Linked DNA regions of Homo sapiens: region 1 is linked to region 2. A link is a loop called in an ENCODE intact Hi-C map of the cell type or tissue named here. Cell type or tissue: Calu3. All regions are shown on one strand. Links, peaks and the distances in the headings refer to the core of each region. The heading gives the core; the rest is flanking DNA.

Region 1 (13,430 bases), core at 2,750-7,749, 64 kb before region 2:
TCCCTAAATGCATGGAAATAAGGGTTGTGCCACTGCAACTAACAATGCTCTATAATGAATGGAACAATCTTTAGAAAATTAGTGTGAGCATGTATGATAGTGCACAGATGTTGCTCGGAGTAACTGTCATACATTTCTTTTACATCTCCATTTACATAAGTCTCTTTATTTCCTAATAGTATCATAATAGAAACATGACAATAGTTAATGATTTCATAAAACATGTAATGTAAAGACTGTCAGAAAGGTAGAACGTTAATTGAAACCTATAGCTATACTGCATTAGAATTACATTTCCTAAATGAGTCATGTTAAAAATATCCCTCTTGTACCATGAAAGACAAAGACAGGTATTTTAAAACAACAACAACAACAAAAACAAAAACAGAACTCACGCTTTCAGCAGATTAAAAATTTTCCCCCCAGTAAAACACAGACCAACGAACATTGCGAAACCCACTGCATGCTAATAGAATGTTTTTTGCCTTTAGTAATTTATGGGCACTTTCCCCCATCTATCGATCACATTTTAAAAAGTAAACTTCATTAACATTTTAGAGTATAATGGCTCCAGAAAATGTTTGATTTTTATCACTACTAAAACATCATCGTGGTGTGTGCTTTCGTGTTAGCTGGTGCAGGAAAGGTATACTTCTTTTTGAGTGAAAGGGCCTTCGTCACCATCCATGTTTATTCAGGTATCTCATGGTGCCCTGAAGGAAAGAGCTCAAGGGTCATGCTATGGACAGGCCACGCTGTTTTTAAGAGTACAAGAAATACATTTATGAAACGAGGGAGGAAAAAGAATGGAGCAGAGAAAAGACAGGAAATGGCAAGTTCCTTACTCGATGAGATAACTGACTAGCCAGAAGACTAAAGATCCTTTTGAGAGTCTTTGATGCAGTCCTTGAGCTCCAGGATGTTAGGCCCTGGGCTGCTGCCTGCTCTGTAGCACCATCTGCTGGTCAATCTGCAGTCTCTGTCAGCCTGGGTGGGGAAGTGAACTGCTCCGCTCAAGACAAAGGTCGCTACTGACTTCAGTGTTAACAATTTACTCCACATTGGTGGGGGGAGGAACTATAGTTATGTTACACAAGGCTAGTAGGAATGGGACTGGATATACAGAATTTAACAAAGTGGTTACTCAAAACATCTTTTTAAAGGAAAGAAAGCAAAGCCTTTTTTTTTTTTCATGGAGAGGAAAGTATAAGAATCCCATGGATTTTTAGAACAAGACTAAACCATCTGTGCAAGAAAATTTATTCTCACCTTGATCCTTCAACATCTTGTGTATCTCCCATTCTATTAAATTAAGGCATTACTGAAATATGTTTAAAATTGAGCGCCATCCATCATAGAGATTGAGTTAGAATATCTACATAATATTTACACATCTCAACAGGAAAAGTAATTTTTCTTTTCAGTAGTTATCATTTTTGAAAACCCGGGTTGACTTGTAAGCCACCGTCTGTCTCATCCCTTACAAAGCATTTCCTCAGCTGATGCATTTCACTGATTTGATCTCACTGATATGGTAATAAAATCATTGGTCACTCAGACACAGAGCTGGTAGCCATGTGTTGAATCACCTGCTGTTAATTCAGATAGAGGTATACAGATGGGACTCAGGGACCCAAATGTGTTAATCTGAGAAATCCCTCGGCAATATCCCATGGATTACAATATTGCTGAAATATCCGGTATATAACTGCAAGTTAAATACTTCTAGAATTAATTATTAAAAGTGTATTTACCAAGGTTTAGCAACTATTTAATACGTGTTGCTTCCCAATGGGAGATTAGCCTATCTAAGGGCTGTGGAATCCTGGGGCCTTTGGAATTTATTTAATAAATGATAAGCAGCTGATTAAAAATAAATTAAATGCTAGTTAAAAGTATTTAGGGAGCTCGTTTAAAGTGTTTCGTTAGTAAGGAGTTTCCCCATCCCCTCTTTATTGTTTTAGAATTATTGACCTTATATATTGGGGTAGAAAACAAGATGGCTACCAGAGAAGAACTGTGTGAATAACCACATTTCTTAACTACATTTTTTCTTTTCTGACAGTTTTGTTTTTTAAGGTGATTTGGACTTTTTTTCTTTTTCTGAGACAGAGTCTCACTCTGTCACCCAGGCTGGGGTGTAGTGGTGCCATCACGGCTCACTGCAGCCTGGACCTCATGGGCTCAGCAATCCTCCCATCTCAGCCTCCTGAGTGGCTGGGATTACAGGCATGTACCACTATGCCCGGCTAATTTTTTTTTTTTTTAAATTTTTAGTAGAGATGGGATTTTGGCATGTTGGCCAGGCTGGTCTCAAACTCCAGGCCTCAAGTTATCCATCCGCCTCGACCTCCTAAAGTGTTGAGGTTACAGGTGTGAACCACTGCGCCGGTCCCTTAATAATTTTTTTTTTTAACCTCATGAAAATAGGTATCTTAATGCAACAGAAACTTGGAAAAAATTTTGGATAATAGGTTTCCCAGTTACAGGCTGTTGTAGGATTCACCTATACTTTTTCTGTTTTTATCTTGAAATACGTATGTAAGTATCCCTGCCTATTTTCCAATTTTTTTTTTTTTTTTAGAGCTAGAGTTCCCATAGTTAGTACAGGGAAAAAACCTCATTCTCTCTTATATAGTCATTTATAGAAAAAAATGTAAATCATAATTTATGACAAAATGATTTGAATTGTTCTTTCAGAGGTATTGAGTGCTTATTATTGTTATTTGCTAGCCATTATACTAGGCTCATTCACATACTTTCTTTTTGAATTCAGTTTTTAAGGAATTGTCACACTTACAACTTTATATGCATAGTATACACAATGCCAGTCTGCTTAAGCTTGAATCAGAAGAGTTCAAGAGCTCAGACGAACACTAATCTTTCCTTGTATGGAGTTTTCGGAGAAAACAGAATTATTTTGAGGCAAGCTCAGAAAAGCAATGGGAATTTTATGTCAAAACCAACCTGAAGACATGTTTAAAGATGGAACTATATGTTTTGTTTTAATACTTACATTATGTTTCATGTGCTTGAAATCAACATCTTCATATCTAAGCTGGTTTTTTTTTTGTTGTTGTTATTGTTGTTTTTAAGTTTAAGTTCCTTGAGACTAAGTTCTCAGTCTTTATATGATTAAAAGACATCCTGACTCAGGGCATTATGCTTAATACAAACTAGTTACAAGTAAAGATGACTTTGAACATGGAGCTTATTCATGTTGATGTCTAAGTGCTATGAATTTGAAGGGAGGATTTGTTAGGCGGGGACTGAGTGGCAGTGGGGAGATGGGGCACAGTATAGAGATCAGGCTTTGATGAAGAGAAATGCTGGCTTTCAGAAGGAGACACTGACTCCTCCTTGTTATTCATCAGCATAGTCACAGCAGAGAAGGTTGCTGGGCTGAATGACAGAGGTATGTTTTTAGATGTCTAGTAGGACTAGATAACAAATTAGAACTATCCAGGTACACATCTTACGAAAAAATACAGCAGATACACCAGATTTATTCAAACAGGATTTTGTGCTATTGGCCAAATATAGACCAAACAGCAAATGGTGACCTGAAATAGGAACTAGCACTTTTGGTAACAGAAATCTCTCCAGAACCAAATCCTGGATAGATAAAGTGCCACTAAATAGGAGAACCTGATCACAATACAGAGTCTGAGATTGACTTGTGTGGCTTGTGGTTAAGAGCTGAAAGTCAATGATAATAATTGAGTCAGTTTATCTTAAGGATCAGGGATAATCAACCTAAAAGACAAAAGGAGTTGCCATCTTCATTTATCAGCCAGATCTTGGGACCGGGAGACACAGCCACTTATGGTTCCTGCATGAGGCAACTCCAAAGGAAAATGTAGCATTTACCCAAATCCTGAAGATAAATGTATGTAAAGTGAAGCTCCCACAGTTAATATGGGTAGATTTACCACTATTGGAGAAGTGAATAAAGTCAAGTGAAAAATAGAATGCGTCTTGGCTGTGCTTGTTGGCCATGGCCACTGATCAGGCAGCAGCTGTGGTCTTTATGTTACTAGCAAAGGCTTTGAAACCTCTCCTGGATCATCTCCCACCCTCATGGCTCCCTGAGCAATGCCGATAACAACTAGCCAAGTGACTGATGGTGCTGCTGAAATTACCTCTTTGGTCTCACACAGAGCCATCCTCAATCCATGGAGAACGGCCAGCATGTCTGGAGAGATGGCAAGTTATGGACTGAATGCATCCCATTGTACATTGGGGTTGCATTGGGGAAACAAAACATGTAGTTCGCAGGAGACCTTTCTGTAGGAAGAATGTCTGATCATATTTTATGCTGCCGGGCAATATTGGTAAATGCTGGAGTCTTGTCTGGAGGTGGGACTCTTAGAAGTTGTCTTTTATGCTACGGAAGTGTTTTGGTTTATGACAGCTAAAGACCCTGATACTGAGTACCTGGTTGTGGTAACTATAGATGTGTAAATATAATTATCATAATGTTCATGTCTAGAATTGTGAGAAAACCACACTTGCTGAGTATATATGTTCAGGGCATTTAACTCATAGTGAGACTATTCCTTATGAAAGCCTTTTCTAATAGTGGGAAAAAAAAAAATCTCTTTTTGGTGCATTGGCACCAGAGCCAATCCATTTCCAATTCCTGAAGCTAAGAAGAACAAAAAGATTATTTTCTGAAACAGAAGATGTTTATCTTAAACTGCTGGAGAATGTGGAATTTGGCTCAAAGGGTATGGCTTTCTCTAATCAAGACTCATATCTCTTAGTACTCTAAACTTAGCCTATTGCTTGGGAAAGTAAAGATGAAAAGGGATGTTCAGTGAATACAGTCCACAATATTGGAGTGTTGGAGTATTATATAGGCCATTGAGAAAACATAAAATAATTACTGATGATAGCTAACATTTATTGAGTACTTTCTATATGCTTGGCATAGTACTAAGTTTTTGCATACATGACCTAATTTATTTCTCCTAATTATCTATGAAGTAGATACTGTTATTTTTGCATATTTTTCAGATGAATAAACCCAATTCTTAGAGTGTTTAAGGAAATTGTCTAAGTTTGTTCAGCTGGTAAGTTACAGAACTGCTTCTGACTTTAGATTTATCTGATTCCAGGGCTCAGTTTCTTCACTTTGAGTGTTTATGTAGTGAGAAGATCATTATATGGAATGTTAATGCTATAGGGAATTGAAGGCAATAAGGTCAAAAAAGTGTTAACTTAAACTATATTTAAGAATTCCAAAGATATCAAGACTTGTGACAGTTATGTACTACCCACCTCCCCAATTTAAGATACAAAGCTTACCTACTGATAGAGGGTACTCCTCTCTGATGGCTTTGCCCTACCTACCCTCTGGGAGGTAACTGTGATAATGAATTTGGTTGGTGCATTTTCTTATACTCTCTCTCTCTCTTTCTGTGTGTGTGTACTTAAAGAATGTACCTTATTTTCTGCATTGCTTTTGATCAGGTTCTGATACGGGAATTTTTTCGGAAGTTAGAAAGAAGGAGCCTAGAGAGAAAATGGAAATCATGCAACTCGTCTCTTATGAGAGTGTGTTGTGCAACATAAAGCTTGTTTTAAAGAATTGGGGTACCTTCCTCAGGACTGTGTGAAAGATCTAAGCAACTTTGCCAGCATACTTTCAGGGAACGTGTTTCTGAACCACAAGTACACAAAACAGACCTTGAAACGCTTACCCTTTCCTGTAACCAGGGGCAGAATGGAATTTGCCCTCTTGTCTGCACTGTGTGACTGTCAGAATGACTCATTTTCTTTGATCCTGTGTTTTCTGGCATTTGGACAGTGTACCCCAAGAAGTTAAAATCATCATCCTTGCTTGGCGCTCTGTGGCAGCTGCCTGCCTGGTGGCTTCTGGTAGTTCCGTGAAACGTGTGGGCAGAAGAACAGAAGGGCTGAGGAAGGAATAGAGTGACTGGAATAGCATTCGCCGGCAGAATGTTTGTAGCTGAAGGTGGAGCATATCCAGAGGACACTGTTAGGAATATTTTAAAATCACAGGTGCACTTCTGCTCCATGCAATTTAAAGGCACACAGCAAATGCAATTTGTATAACTGTTTCACAAAGTGGCTAGATGGCTTCCTTATTTCTAAATTGGAGTTCTTGTGGGCCCTCTGTAGGCAAAGGGAAGGTAAGCTGGGTCTCATTCTTGCAAGAATGAGTGAGTCTAAAGCAACTCTGTTTCTCCAGCACCTGGAAAGAGCCTGTAGGAACTCAAGAAAGGTTTTTTGAAGAAATGAATAAATAGAAATGTCATGTTTTCCCACTTGAGGCTAACTCAATTGTGTAGAAATTTTTACTCATGCCTGTTAACCCCACCACAGTTACTTGGTTCAGCTGTGAGGCAGGACGTGATTGCTTCATGCATAGGTGGATTCTGAGCGACTTTCAGAGGCGAGAGGAAAGAACTTCCTGTGCCCATGCTTTTCATTGATTTTCTAAAATCTGAAATGCCACCTGAGGAATGTTTTTAAAAGAACAGAAGAAAGAAATAAAAAGAAACCTCCTAAAAAAAGTGGTCCAAAGTTTTAAAATTATGTATCATATCTGTAAACTTTTTTGAGTACTTATCCCCAAATATGCACATTTATTGATTTATATATTATCTATGTACTATTGCATAAGTATGTTAATACCTAATAGAACATATGCAAATATTTTAAGGAGACAAACCTGAAATAAAAATATTTTATTTATAAGGGTACAGAACCTTTTGCTTTCATAAGATTATTATTATGACTATGATTAGTTATAATTCAAACTGTTTTTTCATCTCGGTGTAATATTTTTGTGACATTACTTCTGGGTCTAAATTCAGTTTATTTTACAAGTTTGTTTTAAAGGCTATTACAGCTAAAAAATAATATTTTATCAAAGTATATGGGTATCATGTAAAAAGGCATTGTGGCTACATTTACGAATTTGTGATACCCAGATTTGGGTCTCCTCCATCACTATAAGGCATTTGTGTGGCTCCTTGGAAAGCTAATGCCCATCTTCCCTGGTGTCAATCAGTTGTCTTTGCAAACTAATTACAAGGTATACATTATGTATTTTTAACAAATGAATTTAAATCCCTCTGAGAATTTTGATCTGGAAGGTTTTTAAGCAGGTTATAATATTCTGTTTTCAAGTTGTTAGGAAGTATGAAGACGTGGTGACAGACACATCATCTTTAGTAGCAAAATCATTTTTACAATGGAAATGATTCTTAATACCAATTTAAAAATATTCTTTCTGTAATCCAAGTTTTAGTTTTAAATACACTGTTTCTCATCCATGATTAAAACATTAAGTTAAACCTTAAAGGCCAGATTAAGTACATAAGTCAGTTAATATATGCCCCTTGTCTTTTTGCAAAAGAAAATGCACACTTATATTGAAATGTCACAAGATTTTTCTACTTCTTGTTCATGAGATAAACACCTAACCACTGTGATACAAAAGATCTTTGTGGCCCTTCTCTATCTCATTAACAACAATGGTAAATATTTGACTATATTTTAAAGGCTTTGTGGTTGTCATGGTTGTCATTATTCCTAAAGGACTTTGACACTTCAGCTTCAATTTCTTTCTTTTTTTCTTTTGAGCCTGAGTCTTGCTCTGTTACCCAGGCTGGAGTGCAGTGGCAGATCTCAGCTCACTGCAACCTCTGCCTCCTGGGTTCAAGTGATTCTCCTGCCTCAGCCTCCTGAGTAGCTGGGACTACAGGCACCCACCACCACACCCGGCTAATTTTTTGTATTTTTAGTAGAGACGGGGTTTCACCATGTTAGCCAGGATGGTCTTAATCTCCTGACCTCGTGATCCACCTGCCTTGGCCTCCCAAAGTGCTGGGATTACAGGCGTGAGCCACTGCGCCTGGCCCAGCTTCAACTTCTTTGCCCATGAATGATGCCAATAAAGAGTTTTCGGACACAGATTTTGAAATCTTCTTACTCATTTTGTGTGGTATAGTTTAGTTATAACTTGGTAGCATAATACACAAATCCAGTCAACTGTGAGCAGCCTGGCGACCTGAAGGCACCCTGCCACTCTTCTACACTGTGGACTCCTGTTCTTTTTTCAGGTCACTTTCATGTAACTTATGTGACATATGACCACTTAAAAGGCAGGCTGGGTAACAGTGGCTGAGTAAATCTATATTAAATATCAGTGAACCTTCTAATTTTTGTGCAAGAAAAATACATATGAGTAAAAGAGCTAAGATTTTTCTTCTCTCTCTGAGTATATCACCGTTTGCATCCCAGATTAAAAACTGCCTTTACGGCCTTGATCCCCATTATAATGTGAATCTCCTTGGGTGATGGAAGTACTTGAAGTAATTATGTCACTCAGAGTGATTTAATTCAACTTTATTAAAAACAGATTTTGATTGGGTAAAAACACGCATGTAGTAAATAGCCTTGGCCCTTGGTGGTGGTTGATAATTACTGGGATTCAAGGGGTGATGGAGAAAATAATGTAAAAACCTTGAAAGCTAAGAGAATAAAACACAATTTCTCATGTTTTACAACATTCTTTCTTCCTACTTTTGTGAGAATGCAGAACTGTAGTCCAGGGCAATGCAGCCACCACTGCTGTTTTCTCCTTCTAATCCAGAGTACAGCTGTGTACTGGGTCCACCAGACAGAAAGATCTTGGCCAAGGCAAGGCCACACTTCAAGCTGGAGCCAGGACATGGCCCCTGGCAATGGCCAAGTTGTTGAGTCAAAGCACAGGTGGTTGGGATCCAAGGGTGGTGTCATCCCATGGATGGCTGGTTGCTACCCTGGATTATGAATATAGCCTGACATTCATTTGGATGTCTAAAATCTAAGTGTTCAAGTAGCTTTTCTGGGCTATGCCATTTTCCAGTGGGAGATATTGAGGTAGCTTTTTAGTTTAAACATATTACAGTAATGTTCTACACCAGGTTAGTGGGAAAACCGGTATTTTTAAAGACCTATAAATCTTTTCACTGAAAGCTGCTTGGAGTTGGTAGCTTTCTTCCTCTTATGCTATTTTAAGCCTGGCAGCAGAAGAGGTGGATTCTACTTTATCCCCATAATTATTTTAATTTCTGGGCTGATGGTGCCATCACTTTCTCCCTCAACTTTTTCCTATTTTCCTTCACATCATTCTCTGCTGAAATGCTACCACCAGACCCAGGGAGTCACTACCAGTGGCTGACATCTTTATGATCATTCACAAGTGATCACGATCACCAGTGATCAACATTGAATAATGCAATAAGATCATGTTTCTTTTATTTCATTTTGTTTTTAGAGACAGAGTCTTACTCTGTTGCCCAGGCTGGAGTGCTGTGGTGTAATCATGGCTCACTGCAGCCCCAACGTCCCGGGCTCAAGCCATCTTCCAGCCTCAGCCTCCAGAGTAGTGGGACTATAGGCATGTGTTACCATGCCCAGCTAACTTTTAAATTTTTTTTGTAGAAATGGGGTCTTACCGTGTTGCCCAGGCTGGTCTTGAACTGTTGGCCTCGAGCCATCCTCCCGCCTCAGCCTGCCAAAGTGCCAGGATTACAGACGTGAGCCACTGTCCCTGGCTTCATGGTTCCTTTATATCTGACATTTAGAGGAATAACATGGACATTGTATAATATGATGTTTCAGAGCACATGTGTCTTTCAACATCTATTTATTCTTCTCTGGAGAAAACATGTTCTGTCTTGCTAAGTAAAATACATCTATATTCTGTAAATCCTGAATGCCACATCAGCTTATGTTACACCCCATGAGATGAAAAACACCACAATGTGGCACATGTAAGATAAAGCCTGTACTCCATTTGTGCTTAGTTTGATGCTGATGGATGAAAACTTATTAGAGGAATTCACTCACCATGCTTGGAGACTTTGCTGTTAACGGTTTTCCGTATCTCATTTTTCTGATGTGATTCTTATTTTAGAGACTTCAGACTAGATGATGGAAGACTGGGGAAGAATTCTACCCCCAAATCTCCCCAAACTTGTACACTTTTTATATTGCTGTAACTCATAGGTGAAAGTGGGTGGTGGAGAGAAACAGTACATTATCACGTTACCATCTTTTACAGAATACAAATAAGCCACTTTGAGTACAATGGCCTTCTATCAATTTAAAGGTATCTGTGATTTAGAGAAATGAATTCTATAAAATGTTCTTAACTGGGGGATGGCCAGTCTCTGTGAAAATTATTGATTGTGGAACTCTAAATAAACATATATGCAGGACTTTTAAATATGATAACACTGTTTTTATGAAGAACTCAGAGGTTTAGCAAATTCGACCATTGACTATACTCTAGAATTCAGGAAAACATGGCAAAGATCTTCCCAGCTGTGTGGAAAACAGCTTCCCAAAAGCACATATAATATACTTGATAGGAGAACATGGCACTGCTCTCAGAACCTCATATTGTAGACCACTGGGTATACAATAAGGCATTTTATGAGAAACACCGGGGACATACCGATAACAGATAATGAACAGCAATGAAAAGAAGGAGATGAAGAACTATTAGAGATGAGTATGATAATTTGATGGGACCTAATAAAAGCAAAAGTGGTCCCCTAAAGCATAATAGAGTTATTTTCATGATGGTGATTTTGAATAAATAAGAATGGGTTAAATTATGCTCATTTCACTCTGTTGGAGAAAGCAGATGATTATGCAAAATATTTTTTCTAAGTTCTTTCAAAAAGGATTAAATAGTAGTAATTTGAACTTATTGAGCATTTACTATGAAACAAACATTTATCTAAGAGCTTTTTAATGCATTATCTCATAGAATCCTCAGAAAAAGATTATGAAGAGTTACCATTATTATTTCCATTTTACAGATGAAGAAACGGAGGCAAAAATACATTAAGTTGCCCAAGATGCAGCCAGAAGTAGACTCAGATCGTCCATGTTTCATCACTGGGTCATACCTGCCCAATTAAGATAAATTAGTATTGCTACTTAAAATAAAAATCCCAGTTGTCTGAAAATTTTACTTGTATGAATCCTGATGATGCAGTATAAAATGAGACACTTATGCATATATTAAAATAGCTTTAATTATAACTAGTCTCCAATTATGTTACCTAGTAAAGTCTTTACTGAGACCTTCTTCAGTGATAGATAAGAATGTTTTACAATTAAAGCTTTATTTTCTGTAGGTGGAGGTTTACATATAGCATGAAGATACCTTCAAGGTTGACAATTTGCTGTCAAGATACTTAGGAGAATATTGAATCTATCCTGGAACTTTAAATTTAGAAAATCATTGTCTTGTTTATGTTATTCCTTTGCTTTGCAGAAATATTTTTTTACAGACAGTAAAAAGGTAAACTTTAGCTTTGCTCCTGTCAGAATTATCTAATTTCTAATTAGGGGAGCCTGATTTAATGAGGTTTTCCTAAGTAGTTTGGATAAGCCTTGGATGACTGACTTTAAGTAAGTGATGTGGTTTTTTAAAAAAAGAAACTAGTTAATCATTTGTTGCTTTCATAATTGATCAATCCAGCATTTCTTGTACAGCCAGGTAGTTAGGCATTTGTAACAGACACTATGGGACTATGCAATGGGGGACAAGAAAGTAGAGCCCAAAAGGAAGTAAGCAAGCTATTGTGGTTCCTCACTCCTCTACAGGCTGGAAGGGGCAGGGGAGTCCCAGCAGCCACAGCCAGAGCCCACCTTTGCATGTTCATCATCCAGCCAGGATCCTGTTGACCACCTCTGCTAAATATTGGAGCTTGTTCCCAGATTAGTGTTATCAATTTGGTGAGGTTAGCGGTAATACTAGCTGCCAGTGCAGTTGCATTTCTGCATACCCTCTTTGTATGTACACGAGACCATCGAAGCCACTAAAAATCAGGGTGAAGATGGCCATTCAAAAATATATCAGTTACCACATTATTTCAAGATGATGAAGGAAACTGCAAAGTAGAATAACCTGGATGCTTGTAAGTTTATCAGAATTGGTTGAATTCAAGTAAATGCTTTGGAAGTTATAGAACAAGCAAACAAAATGACAATGGTGACAAATGAGTAGTTGATTTAACTTATTTCAATCCAAATATCTGTTAGTCATCTTCCTGAATTTCAATTAAAAGTATGTCTAGAAAGCAAATATGCTCTGGGCTTCTCAACTTTGTATACATCCATGGAATACACTAACTTCAAAAGGCAATGCCTTTAGGGGGATCCTGGTTTGGTAGCTTGGAGGGTTTATTTTGAACACGCAAAAGACAGTCCAACACAAACTGCAACTCAGCCGTCATACTTACAAACATGTGTTCCCATAACCCATTTCTTTTAATGAGTAATGAATTACCTCCTGTTTTCCTGAACTTCAGCGTTTTTCCAAAGGGCTATGCAGAAAAGTGCATTGATGTGGAACAACAAGGTAAGATGAGACAGTCTGTTCAACCCATGTTATTAAAAAAAATTAGTTCACCTTTTTGATTCTGTGTCATTGTAGTTTCAACCATTCATTTGTTCAATAAGCAGTTTGGTATGTTCTGAGAAATAATGAATATTGATCACAAAATCGATCACTTATTAAGAAACAGACGAAGGGAAATTGTTTATCCAATCAATTGTAATTTTTGATTTGTTATTTGTATTTTTCAATTTCTTCCACCCCTCCTCGAGGCTCTCCTTCTCTCAGGAACACTAAGGTAAAGGCATGGAGACACTTGCTGAAACTTCTGAAAGAGCACAAAACCCAATGTATTCATTATAGATCATGCTGGTTGAAATAGGCAATAATAAAAGAGAATGTGAGTGAGAACTTCAGACACACTGCCTCTTGCACCTGTGGCTATTCAGCTGAAACTTTATATAGTAATAGGATTTTCTAAAAAGGATGTGTGCTTACTTCTCATGACATGTAAGCTAGCTGGGTTTTGCTTTAAAAGACAAAAGAGTTGCACAGGATTTAAATGTCTACAAGCTAACAAAGATTTTGAGCACACCAGGAAAGAAAGTTTGATTACTTTGGATATATATGAGACTTGTTCTGATTTTTTTAAAGGCTTTTGGTACAATAGAAGGGAAATTTACTCTTTAGAATTTTTGGAAGCTGTAACAATAAAATGTGCTCCACTGAGGCAGGTTTGAGTTAACTAAGTGATGAAATGTGTTGATGGATCTAACATGGGATAGAAGAAGTGGGAAAAGTCACATATATCCTTCCTGATCCTGGGAAAAGGGATCACTGTCCTCTTGTGGAAAATATTGATGAGGACTTTGATAAGCCCTCTGGGGAAAGATTGAGTGAATCCTCCTATAAAGCAACAGGCCTGATCACCACTCTAGGTGTCTGACTTAAAACAAGGAATGAATCAGGTGCAACCTCAGAGCACATGTTTCTAGTTTCATTTTTCACATATGTGAAAAACTAGGGCTTGAAACCAGTGTATAAACTAATCTCA
Region 2 (16,436 bases), core at 4,894-9,893:
AACTTAACCCTTCTTCTGTACACTCTATTCTTTGAAAGCAAGTCCATGTTCAAGGGAGAGAATGTGGGTTGGGGGAGGGCATTAAGGACCATCTTCCAGATGGCAGTGTGCACAAATTATTTAGAATCCTATGGGGAAGATTTTTCTCTTCTTATTCATTTATTTACTCCTCCATTTATTTGTAACAATAAGAGCTCATATATATTTACTTTATACTCTGGGTTATAATCCAATACTGTTATTTATTCTGTTGCTCAAAGACCTTTGACAGTCTTTTTTAATATGTGCATTTTTAGGGTCTCTCACTTATCAAAAAGGGTTCTGTCTTATTAGCCTAGTGCCATCATCATTGTTTGGCCAGGGACAGCGAAGGCTCCTGTCACATCCTCATGTTACAATTAGTTATAGATATTTGTCTCTGTGTGCTCAACAATTTACCAAAGTCAGTCCCATCTCCCTTGCTCAAGACCACTGGTGAAGGATCCAGACCATGATCTGGGTTCCTAAGGCTGCTTCTGAAAAGCAAAAATGTAGTGAAAGCTGTAAGGAGCCAGGGCCCTGACATTTCAGCACTTCAAACTGATCGTCGGGAATGCAGGGACGAATGGGGGAAATACATTCCCATGAGATTCCACTCACTGTTCCCTTGACTTCTTTGATTTCAGTACCAGTTGGAGGCTTAAGACAGGTGATGAATTTGGTCCAGAGTGAGGTTAGTTGAGAAGGAAATGAAAACAGAGGTTTAACAGGAAGATTAGTGGACTTTCTACCTCTGGGCAATAAATGTCTGCTTTGGTCCTCACTAATCAGTTTTCCACATGCCTCATGCCATTTGCTTTACTTAGGATGAGTTCTTAAAGCTCCATTAGGAAGTGTTCAAATCACTGTTTTGAACAGGCTGTTTTTGTCAATGCCCTCCTTTTAACCCACTTATTTTTTTCTAAATGTATGCACGTAGAGGGCTGGTCAAGGGGGAAATTATGCTGATTAGGAAGCATGGTGCGTGATGGAGAAATTGCCTTAGAGTCTGAATATATAACTCCAGGATAGAGAGGCCTCTTTAACACTTGCATAGAGCATACACGCATTTCATAGCTCATAGCTCAGGGCAAAGAGAATGGGCATCTGATAAATTTGCATGTAAAAAACTATTGAAGTCAGCTAAACAATAATATATCTCTTGACAGGAAGGAGAAATGGTGTGGTTTTCTTTAGCTCTGTAATATTTAGAAAACATCTACTATTTTTAAGAACATAGAATTGAGATTGAAGAAACGTAGAGCATAAATAGTTCTTAGTTGTCTCCCTTCACACCTGTAACCTCTTTTCTTCCTCTCTCTTCCACTCGCACCCAAACCTTAGTTTTCTCATCTCCTTCCCCTCAATTTCAAATGAGTATTTGCATTTTAAGGTCAGGACTCAGGCAGTGTTGCAAGTCTAAAATGATATCCGCTTTAGGAGGGAGGATAGCAGAGGGACAAGGGACATAAAAAAGTTATTGCTCATTGTGAAATGCCCTTTCAAATGCTCCCCGTACTCTGCTTAGTTTTGAGAGAGTTTCATATTGGTTGACAGATTATGTAATCTGCTCACCCACCAATGTTTTGGCATGGAGAGATTGTACAGGTATTTCTATTTGAGCCAGTCTCTAGTTAATAATCAATAGTCCTGTTGTCTAATGAAGTGATGGCCTTGACACCCTGGCCTTTGTGCAGTGTTAAAATAACATTGATCGCTATCATTATCATATGCCCTTGATATACTGCATAAGGACGTGGATATCAATCTTAGAGCAAAGTAACATTTCATCAATCTTATAGAAATAACCAGGATTGTCCAAACAGGCATATGCTTCTTGACAGCAATGTGACAGAAGAGTCTAAGACACAAATAATTTATAATTTATCTCTAAACCTTGATTGAAAAAAAAACCCTCAAAAGTAGCATTTAGTACAAAGTGTGTTTCTTTATGTGCCAAAAAGGACTAGGGAGCCTTCTGATTTTCTTTTTTAATAGTAGATTACATTGGGAGAAGTACTCCTGTGGCACTTGTGGAGTAGAGGGAGACAGAGCTGAAAATTTTCTCTTGGTTATTCCTTTCTGAACTTTATTTTAAATTTGTATTATGTTTCAACAACTTGCTAAATAGAAGTCACGGAATTTGTGTGGAGAGGACTTCAAGGCAGGGCAGGCTGTCACCCAACTAGGCTGAAGAACTAGGGAAGGAGGATTCGTTTTTCCAACAGACCCTCTTCATCAGAATCTCATATTTCAAACTTTTTCACTCTGTTTGACATTTTTATCTATTCAAAACCAGTTTCTTATTGAGAGAGACTAATTATTCTTGTGATTATTCAGATTATTCTAGTGTTAAGGGGTTAAATTATTCCTTTTTGCTAGATAACAAACGATATGATATCAAGAACATTGGATCAAAATTTCAAGAGAAAATTATTTCTTACTTTGGTAACATCACCCTTCTAAAATAATACACTAATGATTCATTGCCTTTGGTAGATACCTTTACCACAAATATAATGAAACATTTGTTCAGAGAAGTAGTCCTTAAGCTAAACATTTTTTCCCCTCCAGAATAGTTACTGAAAGTTGTGTGAAGATTCTGAGAATCAGGGTGTGAATAATTCACAGCAATTACTTTTAAGTTACAGAATTATCCCTGCACAGTCAATAGAATTCCAGAATGGGTAAACAAGAAGAAAGAGTGCAACAATTCCTTGAAATTTGCTGAATTCTCAAATGGATAAACACATTTAAAGGAGACAAAAGAAGACAGGAGCCTTGACCAGGATGCAGGCAGATGAAACCGGGATGTTTTTGTAATCATCGATTTATGAAGCTAAAGATGTTCTCATAAAAAAAAAATCACCAGTTTTGTTTTTTAAGGCAAAAAGAGGTCTTGCTCATGAAAGGCCAAACTACTGGGTATACTATTGTGTGTTGTGTTTTGTGTATGTGTCTGCGTATATGCACCTGTGTATTTTCAGTTTATCCATATGTGTAGCTCATATTAGTGTTACTGAGGACATGCCCACTGACAGAAAAATGTAGCTCCATGTAAATAGAATGTGAAATAGAAGTTCTGTGAAAATGAGTTTTAACTGTTACATGATATGTATAATATCAGCAGATATTTATTCTGGCTAGTAGTAATTGAAATTGAATGAGAAAAATCCAAGTATAAAGCAATTCTTGTCCCTTCTTAGAGTTCCTTCTTAAAAGACTGTTGTTTTAAGATTTTTATCTACAAGGTTTTTGGATGTTACATTTCAAAAATAGAAAAAATAAAAGGAGCACCACGTCTTTCTTAAAAACCTTGGGGTGGGAGTGAATGCCCATGAATAGATATTCAGTTGTTTGTAGCCTTGTTAGGCCCTTGTGCTTCATTAAAGACACCTAAGAAGAAAACAACTTATATTTGGGCTTCAATAGGTTGCAGGAAGACACACACATGACTAAAGCCAGAAGCCATTTTTAATCACTGATTTGCTCCCCTTAAAAAAAAAAAAAAAAAAAAAAGGAAGAGAGCCCTCGGCTGTGTAAAACCTTTACTCACTAGTCTGCCAAAAAGGTAAATATTTTTAAAAATATATTATTTACTAGGCAGGAAGCTTTCTGGGAGGTGGTGGGGTAGTGGGGGAACACAGATAAATGTGCCAGCCTCACGAGCTTTATGGCCACTCCAGGCCCAACTGTCATTCCTTCGGTACTTCCTGTCAGTCTGACTAAACTCTGTCATCCCTCAACCCGGTTTAAATTAACAGGTAATTTGTAAATGTCACTTCAGGTTAGGCCGCTCATTTTGTTTCTACTCTACCAATGCAAAGTCTAGGACTAATTTTTCTTGTCTTCTTTTAATAGGATTTTCATTTATAAATAGAATTATGTTCTGAAAATAAATTACAGTAAGTGATGCACAGAACGGGCGGCAGCGGCACTCTCATAGAATTTCAAGCACCTACATCAGAAGAGATTAATAAAAACACTTCAAAGGCTAAATTCTATTTAAGCAGAAGACAGCTTTGGTTAATATTTAATCTGAGTAACTGAGATCTTGGTGGAAAATATAATTTTTTAATATCTAAATTAATTTTCAAAACAAAACCATTAATTTTGTTTGGAGAGTTTGTGCAGTGAGAAAGTTCCAGTAATATATTTGTAGAGGAAAAAGTTAATCAATTAATTTTGTAGTGAAAAAATAGCTTTTAATATTGTATTTGTTCTAAATGAATTTCTATTATTTGTTCAGGTGTAGTGGTTTAGGATTCTTTCTCCTAAGCCTTTTCCGTTTCAGTAGGTAAAGGAGAAAGCTCTAGGGGAAAAATGTTGTTTTATAATAACTCTTCCATGGCTGCCATGCCCTTCACCTGGTTCTTTACACAAAAGGTCTCCTGCTAGAACCCTCTACCTGTCCACCCCTAGAGACTGCAAGGCTGGCTAATAGGGTTTATCATACGGAAAGTTTTTGGCATTGTCACTGTGGCAGGTCCCTTGCAATCATGGAATTTTTGCAGAGAGGAAAGTTTGGTGAGAGATGTAGTGGGAAATCATGTCAGTTTGAAAGGAAAAATGAGAGACCTTGCACTCTAAGTCGCATGAGAAATATTCACCAAATGTTAATTGATTGAGATAACGATATCCCTATCTATAGCATCTATATCTGCATCTGTATATGTACTTACATCTAGATTATTGGTGGAACAATCAAGTTGATCATTTGTGCCATCTCATCAGTTCTGTCATTTACTAGCTTTGTGACTTTAGACAGATTATTTCTAAGTTTATAATGACTTGGTAAATTTAATATCTACATCTGGTCTAATTTAACATGGGTTTATGCAGCTGATGTACATTGTCCATGTGATAATCCTATTTTGATAGCTATAGACATAACCAAAACCACAGCTTTTACTACTCTCCTAACCAGGAAGGAATATGGATGCACTGAGAAAGCTTTTGTCTTTTGTCTATCTTGCAGCCAGGGTAACACCATTTTAAGAAGAAGATAAAGGAAATATTTAATGCTTATGATCTGCTGTTAGTTAAAAAAGAAGCTCCAGGGTCAGACCAACTAGCTGTTCCAATAGTGTTTCTCCTACCTTCTCCCACTCTGTCCTATTTTGCTAATATTCTTGAACTGTTTTCTTTATGATGATATAGAGATAAGGAGACAAAGAAATTCAAATTGTGTTTGATCCAAGCCTTCACCAAATTTCTTCTGTACCTCTTCTCTAATGTGTTTTGATGAACAAACGCACTGTGGGATTTTTAATCCCCCAAAGTAATTAACTTCTTACTGGACATAGACTTTTAATAATTAAAGTCATATGATCATATTATAAAAATTTGGAAAATGGGAAAATTATTACCTGTACCTCTGCCACCCTAACACATTGCCATATTTCTTTCAAGCATTTTTTCTATATGTCAGTTTTTAAATTCAAATGTAATTTTAATCAGTGTGTATATGATTTATAGCATTGTCTCTTACTGTGCCATTTCCTTTTCACATGTTTTTATATAGCTTTTATGGCAATCATATTTCTAAAAGAAAAGATTATTAATTAAAGCAAGTATAATCAGAACTCATTTAACAAATGCTCATATTACACTCATTTTGGAATGGTGACTTGGAAGAATATTTGTCTGTTGCATTTTGCTATTGCCAACCAATTTTTCCCAATGACAACTAACATTTTATCTTTGAAAGAGTGCCTCAGTGACCATGGCTCTGTTAGCCCAGTCAGAGGCTTCTCTGCAAGGTGCCCATCTGATACAGGTGGGGCTCTGCATTCCCCATCAAATGCCTTTGCCTAATGTTTGAGCTTGTTCATGTACCTAAGGCCTTCTCTTTGGTAGGTGATGTATGTCATGAAATATTTGGCTATGAAGTAACTCAAAAAGCAAAGGAAGAGAAAGTGAGTGAGAGACAGTGACAGAGCATCTTTTTTCCTTGTTGCCTCAAATAGAGAAAAGAGTACTCTTTATGAGGGACTGTGTTAAATGCACAAAAGAGTGCTACCTTTACCCAGATTTTTTCTCCTTACTTTAAGAACATTTTTACTTAAGGTTTTTCCTCTTAAGCCCTATTTTGAGAAAAAAAATGATGTAGAATGTTAGGGTGGAGAGCTAGGAAAGGTGTGTTTTATTAATAAGTCTCTCAGTCATTATATTAGCTTCTAACAAATTACTCCCAATAAACAGTAGTGAATTGCTATTGATATAGAAAAATAGAGGATTACTTACTCCCTTCTTAGACACACACACACACACGAACACACATGCTTAATTGAATAATTACATTGTAAATTCTCATTAGGTTCAGAAGCATTATTAGAGGTGCTAAGTGACCCCCACACCTATGAATAACTTGTCGTTCTTTTTAAAAATTATAAATGATTTTCAAGTTTGCATTGAAATCATAAGTTAAAAAAACCAAAGCCCCAAAGGCAAAATGTAGGGCTGGTGAGAACCAATCCCACTCTGCCATTAGTTTACCATGCTAGCATGTGGCAAATCGTATTCTTCCCCTCTCCCCCACAGTATTCCTACTTATAACTAGAGCTTATAGCTTCAGGAAACAATTGGTAAGGTAGAGATGCAACATTACCAGTCAAGCTTCATAAAATTGACTTTAAAATCCTTTGAAAAATATGAAGGATATATTTAAGAATAATATTAATTAAGTCTCAGACAGTTTGCATATGGTTTTTTTTAAAAAAACATGCAATAAAAAAGACCTGCTTCTTATTTACACAGGCCAGTACTTTGAAATTTCTCATGGCAGAAAGCAGTCCTTCATGCACATAACCTATGAATTATCCTTGAAATAAAATGTTTAATTACAGTTGACATTTCTGAACCCAATGCAGGTGGTGCCCATCTGAAGAGTGACATTGTTTACTACACTACAAGGCTCCAGGCCTAGTGTCAGAGATTATAAACCAATTTCCATCCCTGCTTTAATGCTGGTTTAATATCAGAAGAAGAACTTTACTGTGTAAATATTAAACATTTTGTTTAAATATTAAGTACCAAAGGTCTTTTCCTTTTGATTATTAAAACAGGAAGAGCCCCAACTTTGAAAGAGGTGCCTTGTTGTATTAAGAAAATGACTGGTTCCTTACCTTCAGGTTAATTATCACTGGCCAGAGATGCATGCTAAGGCAAAATGTCAGTTGTCTGCTTGTGCCACTTTGAATCTTGGTCATTAAATGGCAATAGCTGACCAGGTGTCTGCATCACTAATAATGAACTTATTAAGAATTGTAGGTTTTTCTCTTATTCTTTCCCTAAGAAGTGATCTCATGATAACTGACCACAAGAAATGATGTTTTCTTGCTGGGCGCAGGTAGAGCAGGATGGGGAATCTCAAAGAGATGACTCACGAGTAACCCAAGAGTGGCATTCATTGGATTTGATCATCAGCAAACTACAAAGGAGCTAATCATTGAAGGGTTGACAAGAAGGGTCCATTGTAAAACATACGCTTGTTTGCCCAGCTAAGATTGAAATTAAACCAGGAAATTTATGAATACCTGACCTGCAGACAAATACACAAGATGGATAAGAACTCTCCTCTGAGAGATTGTATCTTCCAAGTAATTGCTATGGGAGCTACTATGAGAATATTCACAGTTCCTTTCAATCATGAAAAAATGAGCTTTGCTCTTTAATTTATAGCACATAGGGTTTGCTAGCTTTGTATCCTTTTTCTTATTTATTGTCTTAAAATTCTGGAGTAGAACACTCTGTGTCTATTAGGTAGGTGTAAGAGATCCAGATGTTGTTCTTAAATTGATAGCTATTGGGTCCGCCTTATTGAAGTACTTATAAGAAGACAAATAAACTTGAGTTTTAGGTTTTTGGTGTTCAAATAAATTCAACACCTCTAAGTACGGAAGTGTCTTTTGAATTCTGTCTGAGGCAGTTCTCATTAGAGGAATGTTTTAAAGCACAGTTGTTCTGATGAGAAAAGGGAAAGGGGCCTCGGTTGATTTCTTTTCTAGAACTCCTGAACCTATTAATATTTACATACAGAGGGATAGATGGAAACATTACAAAGCAGCTTGTAAGTGCTTCAATTTACCAGTACCTCAAAAGCACTTTTAAAATCTTTTCAATTATTCATTCAATTAACATGTGTATATTGAGCATCCATTTTGTGTCTGGCATTGTGGTGAGCCTTCACACATTTAAAATAGATCTGAAAAGTCAAGATTAATGTATTTGATACAATTAGAAAGGTGAATTACATATTAAACTGTTCAATGGTAGAAAAATAAGGTTGGCTAGTTAGGGTGTGATGAGATTTTATAAGACCTTAATAACTGGTGAAATGAGGTCAGGTGTGCTACCATCTTTGGGCTGCATGACTTTGAGAGACTTACATCACAGTTGTAAGAGGGTTATCTGGTAAGGGGAGAGGCTGAGATCAGAAAGTCCTGCTGGAGGCTATATTATTTTAAAAAGATTTAAGTTAGTACAGTGACAGTGGAAATGGACAGGAAGTGGATTCCAGAAAATTTCAAATTTGGTGGTTACTATTAGTTCTTTAAAAATTATTTCTCATTATATTTCCTCAGGAGAGATATAGAAAATGTAGCTCCAGAACAAGAGAATGAGTCAAGATTTGGAAGGCAGACATTGTTCTCTTGTTCAGATTACTGATACTCTGTGTGACTTCAGATTTTCTATAAATCCTGGTTTCTATGCCCCTAGATAACCATGGCAATAATAATGATCTAGCCATTAGGTACAATTTTTAACACTGAGTCATTTTTAACTTTGAACTTCCTATGTGAAAGACTGTTTGGAATTAAAGAAGTTGTTTTTAATGCCCAGGACTTACTTTTTTTCCATTTTAAGCCCCTGAAAGGGAGAAGGGCAGCTTGCATTTTGAATCAAAACTCATACATTATTAATCTTTAAAACATTAGTTTGCCTTTTCCTCATTTATATGTGTCATTTGTTAATATCCTTCAAATATTTCCTTTTTGAAAAATTTAAAGGCCTGCTTATTGAATGTCATAGTTTGATTTAAAATGATCTTATTTTCATTGTCAATACTTTGGTGAAATCTTTGAGATCTTGCCTTAGTTAAGATTACTTTAGTGTTCCAGTGCTGTTTTCCAATATACAAATATATTGTATATATTTGTATAATATACAAAATGCGAGAAACTTTTTATGCTAAGACTCTTCATATCTTCTACTAATAGTATCTCATGCCTACTTTTTATTCAAAAAACATCCATTGACTTCTTACAACAAGGATCTCTACCATGTGCACTGAAGATATACACCACAGTAAAAGAGATCTATTTTTCTAGGTGCTTACCAGCTAGTTGGGAAAATTGACATCTAAACACGGTGATGTAGTTAGGTGGCTTGTTAGTGGTACAAATAATTAGTGATATGGATTCATTCAGATGTATATCTATTACACAGGAAACATATGCCAAGCCTATAATGTACATGAAAATCAAAGGTGAACTCTGACTAAAGAAGTGTTTGAATTGGGCCCTGGGAGAAGGTATAGTTATAATACAGAAGAAAAACATTCCCAGCTCAGGGGACTCCTTTTGCAAACGTATCAAGGCACCAAAGCCCAAAGTGTGGCAAGGGAGAACAAAATGGGCAAGGAGGCTATTTTGAAGTCTGGGCTTAGTTCACTCTCAATACTCACAGCACATGGATAGAAATGTTTTAGAGTATTGCAACATGGAAAGAAAATATGGGGAACATTAATATATCAAGAAGGAAGCAGAAAAGGAATCTGATGAAACTGAACTGTTCCATTGCCTCTTGAAGAAATTTAACTCTTTAGAATTGTGCAATAGGATTTTCTTTCCATTCACCTCACAGGAGAAGATAGCTTTTAGCACTATGTGCTGGACATTTCTTGCCCTCTGGTTGGAGGTTACCTTTTCCAACTCATCAGAAGCAAATGGAGCACCTAACTTCCCTCACTGCTGATTTATGTATCAAGGAATCTGGGAAACATTCTATTTTCAAAAGTATCATTGATAGGAATGCTTCCACTTCACTCCAGGGCTCCTTACAGACCATGACACTTGTAGAAGTGTTAAAAATATTAAAACCCATTCAATGTGAAGGTTGAGGGATAAGTTCTCTGGAGATTCCTGAAACAAGAGTTACTTTAAGAGAGGTAGAACATCCTGGTCTTTTAATATTAGTCTGTGAATACAAATCACAATTATCAATGGACATTCCTTTTACAGAATGAAAATGCTTGTTTTTTAGCTCTTAAGAAAAAGACCTTCATAAATCCACCCATGATTTAGAATAAAACATTAAAAAACCTCACACTGATATGAATATAGAACAATGTTTTCCAATGAGGTCAAGCACATTAAAGAACAAATTAGGCTCTATCCAAAGTTGGCTTTGTTTATGTTATGTTTCTTTCTGCAGACCCCTTGATGATATGCACCACTTTTAAGTTTCTGAGAAATGATACAACATTGCCATTTTCAAGATATTTTTTTTACCTAACTTCCAGTGACCAGTATACATTGGTAAAATCACCTGCAGTTTTTGAATAGAAGAAATACATGTCTTCAAAGTGTATTTGTTTAAATATTGGTGGATTGGATTTGGATGGTTCTATGTTTCACCATGGAGATGTTTCTGAAACCTCTTACCAGCAGTTTTTAAAATTATGACAATTATAAATTAATAATCACAACTCTCCATTAAGTACATCAGTAAAACAGCACGAGATTTATTTTATTAACATATTTTGCTTCAAGTCCTTCCATTTTTAATTTTACTTAAAGCAAACTTTCAGAAAGAATTCTATATTCTAACTAAAGATATTCATATTATTTTAGGATGCCAAGTATTAAAAATCTAAGACTGACCCTCTGTCAAAAGAAATGTATAATATCAAAATGTTTCCTTGGCTATTTCATTGTTTTTCATGCACCATTGACAAAAATCAAATTTTGTTTTAGAAATGATTTCAAATAGATCCATTTTTGTTCTCCTGACATTTTAAACTTGCTTATGTAAAATTATTTCATCTTTTTTATTGAAAAGTACTGAGGATTTCAAAAGTCATGATACCTCCCCTGGTGTGGAATGATTATTGAATCAAGTTTAAAAATATGAAAGATACTAAGATAGGGAAGTGGAATAGCTGGGGCATTTTTTGAATGTGTGTGTGGCATCACTGCAGACAGCATCAGACTAATGAAAAGAATACACACGCAAAATGTGCTGCTCATTTCTTGCCTAAGCAGGTAGAATAAGGAAAGCCATGCTTGCCTTTTCTTATAATTTACCCACGTTTTAAAAAATGTATTAGTAGTTGTTTAACAGCAGTCTTTAAAAAAATTATCTCAAGGTAAGTAACAAATTATATCAGGTGAAAAGGAAAGAAGGCCAATTTATTCTATTTCACATCAGGAATAAAACCTAGCATGAGACATATTGATAAAAGTTGTGTGGGCTGGTAATTTTCGCAACCTACCTACAAGGGAATAATACATATTCCAGATATTCAAATAATATGTATTACAGAGATGTGAAGGCAAGGAAATGGCTCTGTCAGAAAGAAATACAACCGGAGGTACCCTTCATTTGAAGAAATGCACAGAAAAGATCCTCTATTAAAGAGTCCCTTATAAGAATGATTGCTTGTCCTATGTATTAATTCAATCCTATTAATTACAGCAAATTGATTACTACATTTTGAAGAAAATATGATTATTTATTATATATTTCTAATTCTAAGCAGTATAAACTAAGAAGTTTCCTTTCTATTATCCCAAACTTAACTCCCCATATCTGTTTTTCCTTTTTGAGAGGTCTATGAACCAGAAATTACACTTCAACACATTCCATTGATTACTGAAGCTTGATCTTAAGTGGTAAATTTTCAGCGCATAGCAGTGAGATTTGGCTGTGTAATTCCTATTAATACTAATAACAGTCAATTACTGGATCCTGGATTGTACCTGAAGATTTTCTCCTAAAGCCTAAACACATTAAAATGATTTCTTTTAGTCAAACTTAGTATCAGATATAGTGTAAACTTTCATGAACTGGAGAGAAAAGATCTGAATGAAAAAAAAAAAGAAAAGGAGTCACTATTACAAAAAAAAAAAAGACTACTTGACCTTGTTGAACAAATTCATATTGCTTTTGTATCTTAGCAAACATATACAGGGTTGATGGAGAACATTGCAAGAGCCATTTTGCAATGACATATCAACCTTCATGCAGCACCTATAAAAAAGTCATGCCATTCCCATATGCATGCATCAGCAATGTGCATGATGTTTTGCTGCCTCTGATTAGCAGGATTTTCCCAGATCTGTAATAATTTGGAGAGTGTGGCCAAAGCTTAATATATGGGCCTTCATTGAGTTTAGTTTGGTTTTCATTCTGCTTCATTTGACACTCCCATTTCCAATGAAATTGGTAGTCAATACAAATTAATTTCTCAAAAATGTTTCCTCCTACAAATCCAGCCTTGAGGAAACATTTCCTAGAGAAGCGTTGTCCTTAGGCAATATCGTACTTTGTCATAAGCTTGTGGTAGCTACTCTTGGAGTTGGCTATGACCCATTTGGGAGGCATTACACTCTCTACCCGTGAAACTCCAAATCCCCCACTACCAGCCCTAAAAGCCCACTTGAATACTTTGAACATTGATTCTTTCCTTTACCCAGGCATCCATCCACTCTAGTGGCTGAATTCCAGATCCTCAGCCAGACTAAAAACTATATGACTTTTGGACAAATTGATTATCTTATTTGAGCTTTCTTGACTTATCTATAAAATAGGGATAATAACAGTACCTATCTTGTAGGGTAGGTGATGAAATTAAAGAAGTTAAGGAATGTAAAGCCTTTGAAATAATGCCTAGCACATAGTAAGCACTACTAAATTTTAACTATCATAATCCAGTGGATCTTTGTATATCTTCCTCTTATTGTTTACCATAAATATTTACAGCCGTTCTTCTCTCCTTCACCTTATTAGGCAGATGTTGTTTCTGCTGCTCAGTCCTTAGGCACTTGTTTGGCTGTACAGGCCAATGGAAGACAGAATGGGAAGGAACTAAGAAAGACCAGACTGACAAGGATCAGAAAGGACATAGAGCAACACAGAGAACAGAATTTGTTTGGAAGACAGGAAGGAAGAGTGTGAGGAGAGGTATCAGGAAGCCAGAAAATTCATCCATGGGCTAATTTAGGAAGAGAACTTGTGTGAGGAGTGGGAAAGAGAGAGGAAAAGGATAGTGGAGGTAAGGGGCAGGAGAGGAAGAGAGAACAGGAAGGGAGAGGAGGAGGATACACCAAGCTAAGGAAGAGCCTCAGCAGGTATGGGTGAAATCTTCAGCTGCAGGCAGTGCTGTTCACTCTCTAGCATCCTTCTGGAGACTTCGCTAATGGTTTAAATTATTTGCTTTCCTTCCTCCTTTACCTCCTTTCCTCCTTCTTCTCTTCCCACTCCTTTTCATCTTCTCTTTTTACTTTAATGTGAGCTTTATTTTATTGATTTGCGGGATGGTGCTGGTGCAGTGCCATTTTCCTTCTGGGCAGGAGGACTCTCTGGGTGCAGACCCCAACAGCGTCTTGCCCGCCATGTTTCATGGAGCTCTCCAAGGAGGCAGAGCCACTTGCCCCCAAATCACATGAATACTAAGGCTGAATCTGCTGTTTCAGATCTCTTTTTTCACAAACCAATCCAGCAGCCCAATAATACATAACAGTTACATTTATAGCACTTCTGATCTCTGTAGTGTTTACAATGTTTTTGTTCTCATGGTCTCATTTGTTTCCTCCACACAATTTTGTACATTTACAGGCCAGAAGCTATCATTCCTATTTTATAGAAGAGGAAATATATGTCTCAGAGATGTGCTGGCCCTAGCACTAGTAAGGTGCTGTGACTCTTGTTATACATTCATTCTACTCCAGCGCAACATCTTCCCAAATGTTTCCACAGAACTAGAGGGCTCACGTGATCTCTCCATTCTCTGAGCTTCTAGAATTCCCTCGGTGTCTTCGCCAGCATTTCATAGTTTTCCTTTATTTGTGTACTAATTGTTTTAGGTTTGTTTAGCCTCTGTAGCTCAATGATAAAAGCTCCTTTTGGCAAGGGGCTAAGTTTTTTCAGGATGTACAGAGTCTCTATTTGAGGCTGCCGGTCCCAAATCAGGGTTTTTTGTTTTGTTTTGTTTTTTGCTCTGGTGCAGAAGCCTGACACTGGACTGCATCTTTTTACTTTTCAGTTCTGGGAAGGCTTGCTGTGGGTCATGCTACTGATGTGGAGATTAGAACCCACAACCTCTGAGTGCCCTCTCTGTGGTTTAGCCCTTTGAGCCATACTGCATTTAGGTTTAGTAATTAGCACTTAGAAAGCCATTGAGGTCAATCCCCATTGCGCCTGTACAAAATTTGGATTCATTTAATTGTCAAAGCCTCTTAGAGAACATTTCTGTGTAATTTGGTGTATTGAAAAATAAATTAAACTAATGCTATTATCTATATTCCCTTAGAATGGGATGCAGCAATATTATATGGACAGAACAAAAATCTATAATAGTCACATGTGTGGTAAGGTGACATTCAGATGCATCTGTTTCTTCCCATAAAGTCACCTGCTGGAAGCCTACTGAGTAAATGTTAATGAATTTGGGTGTACCTTAGCTGCAAATGGATCAGACCTTCCTAATGTAACATTACAGCAACCTGGATTCACTTGGATTATTCTGCTGATTTAAATTAAATTGAACACCAAAGCCAGCAAAATGTATTAGAGAGGAATTAGATGTGCTACAGAAACATTTAAAGAGTGCTCTTAGAACTCAAAGAAGAGGAGGAAGAATAAGAATATCTTTTTGTTATCCTCTAGCTTAGAGGCTGAGACATGCATTTGGCAAGATGGACACGATGATTCTATTGTGTGAGCAGAATTTGCCATGTAACCTCCATTAATGTTTAAAGATTGCTCCATAGTTTAATCTTTAAAACATCATGCTGAAAGTATGCCATCAAGAGCCTGCCAAATTTGGTTTTAAAATGCAGCTGGTTTTTAGCTAGAGGTGAGGAAAAAACATTAATGAGTTGTTTTGTTGTTGTTTTTACTGTCTCAAAAAGTTAAAACTTAGATTCCTCTTTTGATCAGTTATATGAAAAATTGTATGCAATTGCCTCTCAAATACATTTGGAATTTGTAAGTGAAGGTTTTAAACCTCTCCTCCTATATTTACGTATTTCAGTCTTCTACAATGTCGGGGATCTCTACCATGTCTGGAATAATATGCTGTACTTAAGTCTAATGTATTTAATTAATTTCTACCCATGTCCATTCACATTTACAACCCATTACTTTGTGGCTTCTCATATATGTCATCTTCTCATTGTGAGAATGTAAATATTCAAGTATATAATTCTGGGCTCTGCTTTTCATGTAGCTTCTCACTGTGGTTTTTAAGATTTTCTTTCTAGTGCTTGCTGACTTATTAATCTTATTTGTAAGATACATTTGGTCAGTCAGCAACAAATACAGAAATTCATTTAATTTTGACTATTTTTTTTCTCATAGGGAAGCTTCCTTGTGAAAGTAACCTAAATATGTTCTGCTTGATAATATTGGTTTTCAGATTACTTGTACAATTGTGAATGAAATGAGTTGTTTTTTCAGACTTCATGAGGGATTCTCTTCTCTTCCTCCCTAATACTCACAATCTCACTGGTGATGTCTAGGCCAGAGTCACTGTTTACTATTATTATAGCCTCCAAGGGCTTTCCTTGTACAAAATGATACACACAAAACAATACATAATACATGATGCCTACTCTTAAAGATCTCAACACAGAGTGGGAATTGCATGATAGATGCTGATGTTTGGACAACAGCTGGACAAAAATTTCCAACGTTCAAAAAATTTCAACATGATTTGTTGTAAATTAGAAAAGTTCTATGGTAAACAGTATAAAACAGCCAACTCTGTTTTATAATTACTATTGAAGAGTCATTATTCTGAATCCTTCATCAGCTTATTAACATGAAGCACACATTCTATGGCCAATACTGAGAGCATTGCGCTTTTTTGGTCGGAGTTATGGTTTTCTACCTTTTTTCCATTCCAATGGGATTTTTACTACAAACGAAATATTCTCATGGTGGAAAATGTACAAAACAAATACAGTTGGAGCATGGTTCAATATAAACATTACAGATAGAGTATGTACATATACATTCATCATATGTGATATGTACATACTATGTATATAAATATAAACTTTCTAGTAGGCACATTAAAAAGTAAAAAGGAACAGGTGAAATAATTTTAATAATATATTTTAACTTCAAATATTTAAAACATTATTATTTTAACATGTAATCCATACAAGGTAACTACAATGAGATATTTT

Evidence for each region. Peaks named below come from ENCODE experiments on the same cell type or tissue, not always from the same donor. Only the 100,000 strongest peaks of a DNase experiment are listed, where the experiment ranks them.
Region 1: it touches region 2 in a loop (4-fold over the local background); 2 of 110 quality-filtered maps call a loop at or near these places.

What each region holds. Positions count from the first base shown.
Region 1 is chr1:88,168,234-88,181,663 of GRCh38, reverse strand. No RefSeq gene overlaps it. Among named protein-coding and RNA genes, the nearest start is that of LINC01773, 270 kb to the right of the region's middle. RefSeq lists a silencer at 988-1,037 and an enhancer at 4,973-6,172. In Calu3, for the core only: no CTCF peak of the experiment used is centred there; a DNase peak (open chromatin) is centred at 5,793.
Region 2 is chr1:88,102,987-88,119,422 of GRCh38, reverse strand. No RefSeq gene overlaps it. Among named protein-coding and RNA genes, the nearest start is that of LINC01773, 200 kb to the right of the region's middle. In Calu3, for the core only: no CTCF peak of the experiment used is centred there; a DNase peak (open chromatin) is centred at 7,382.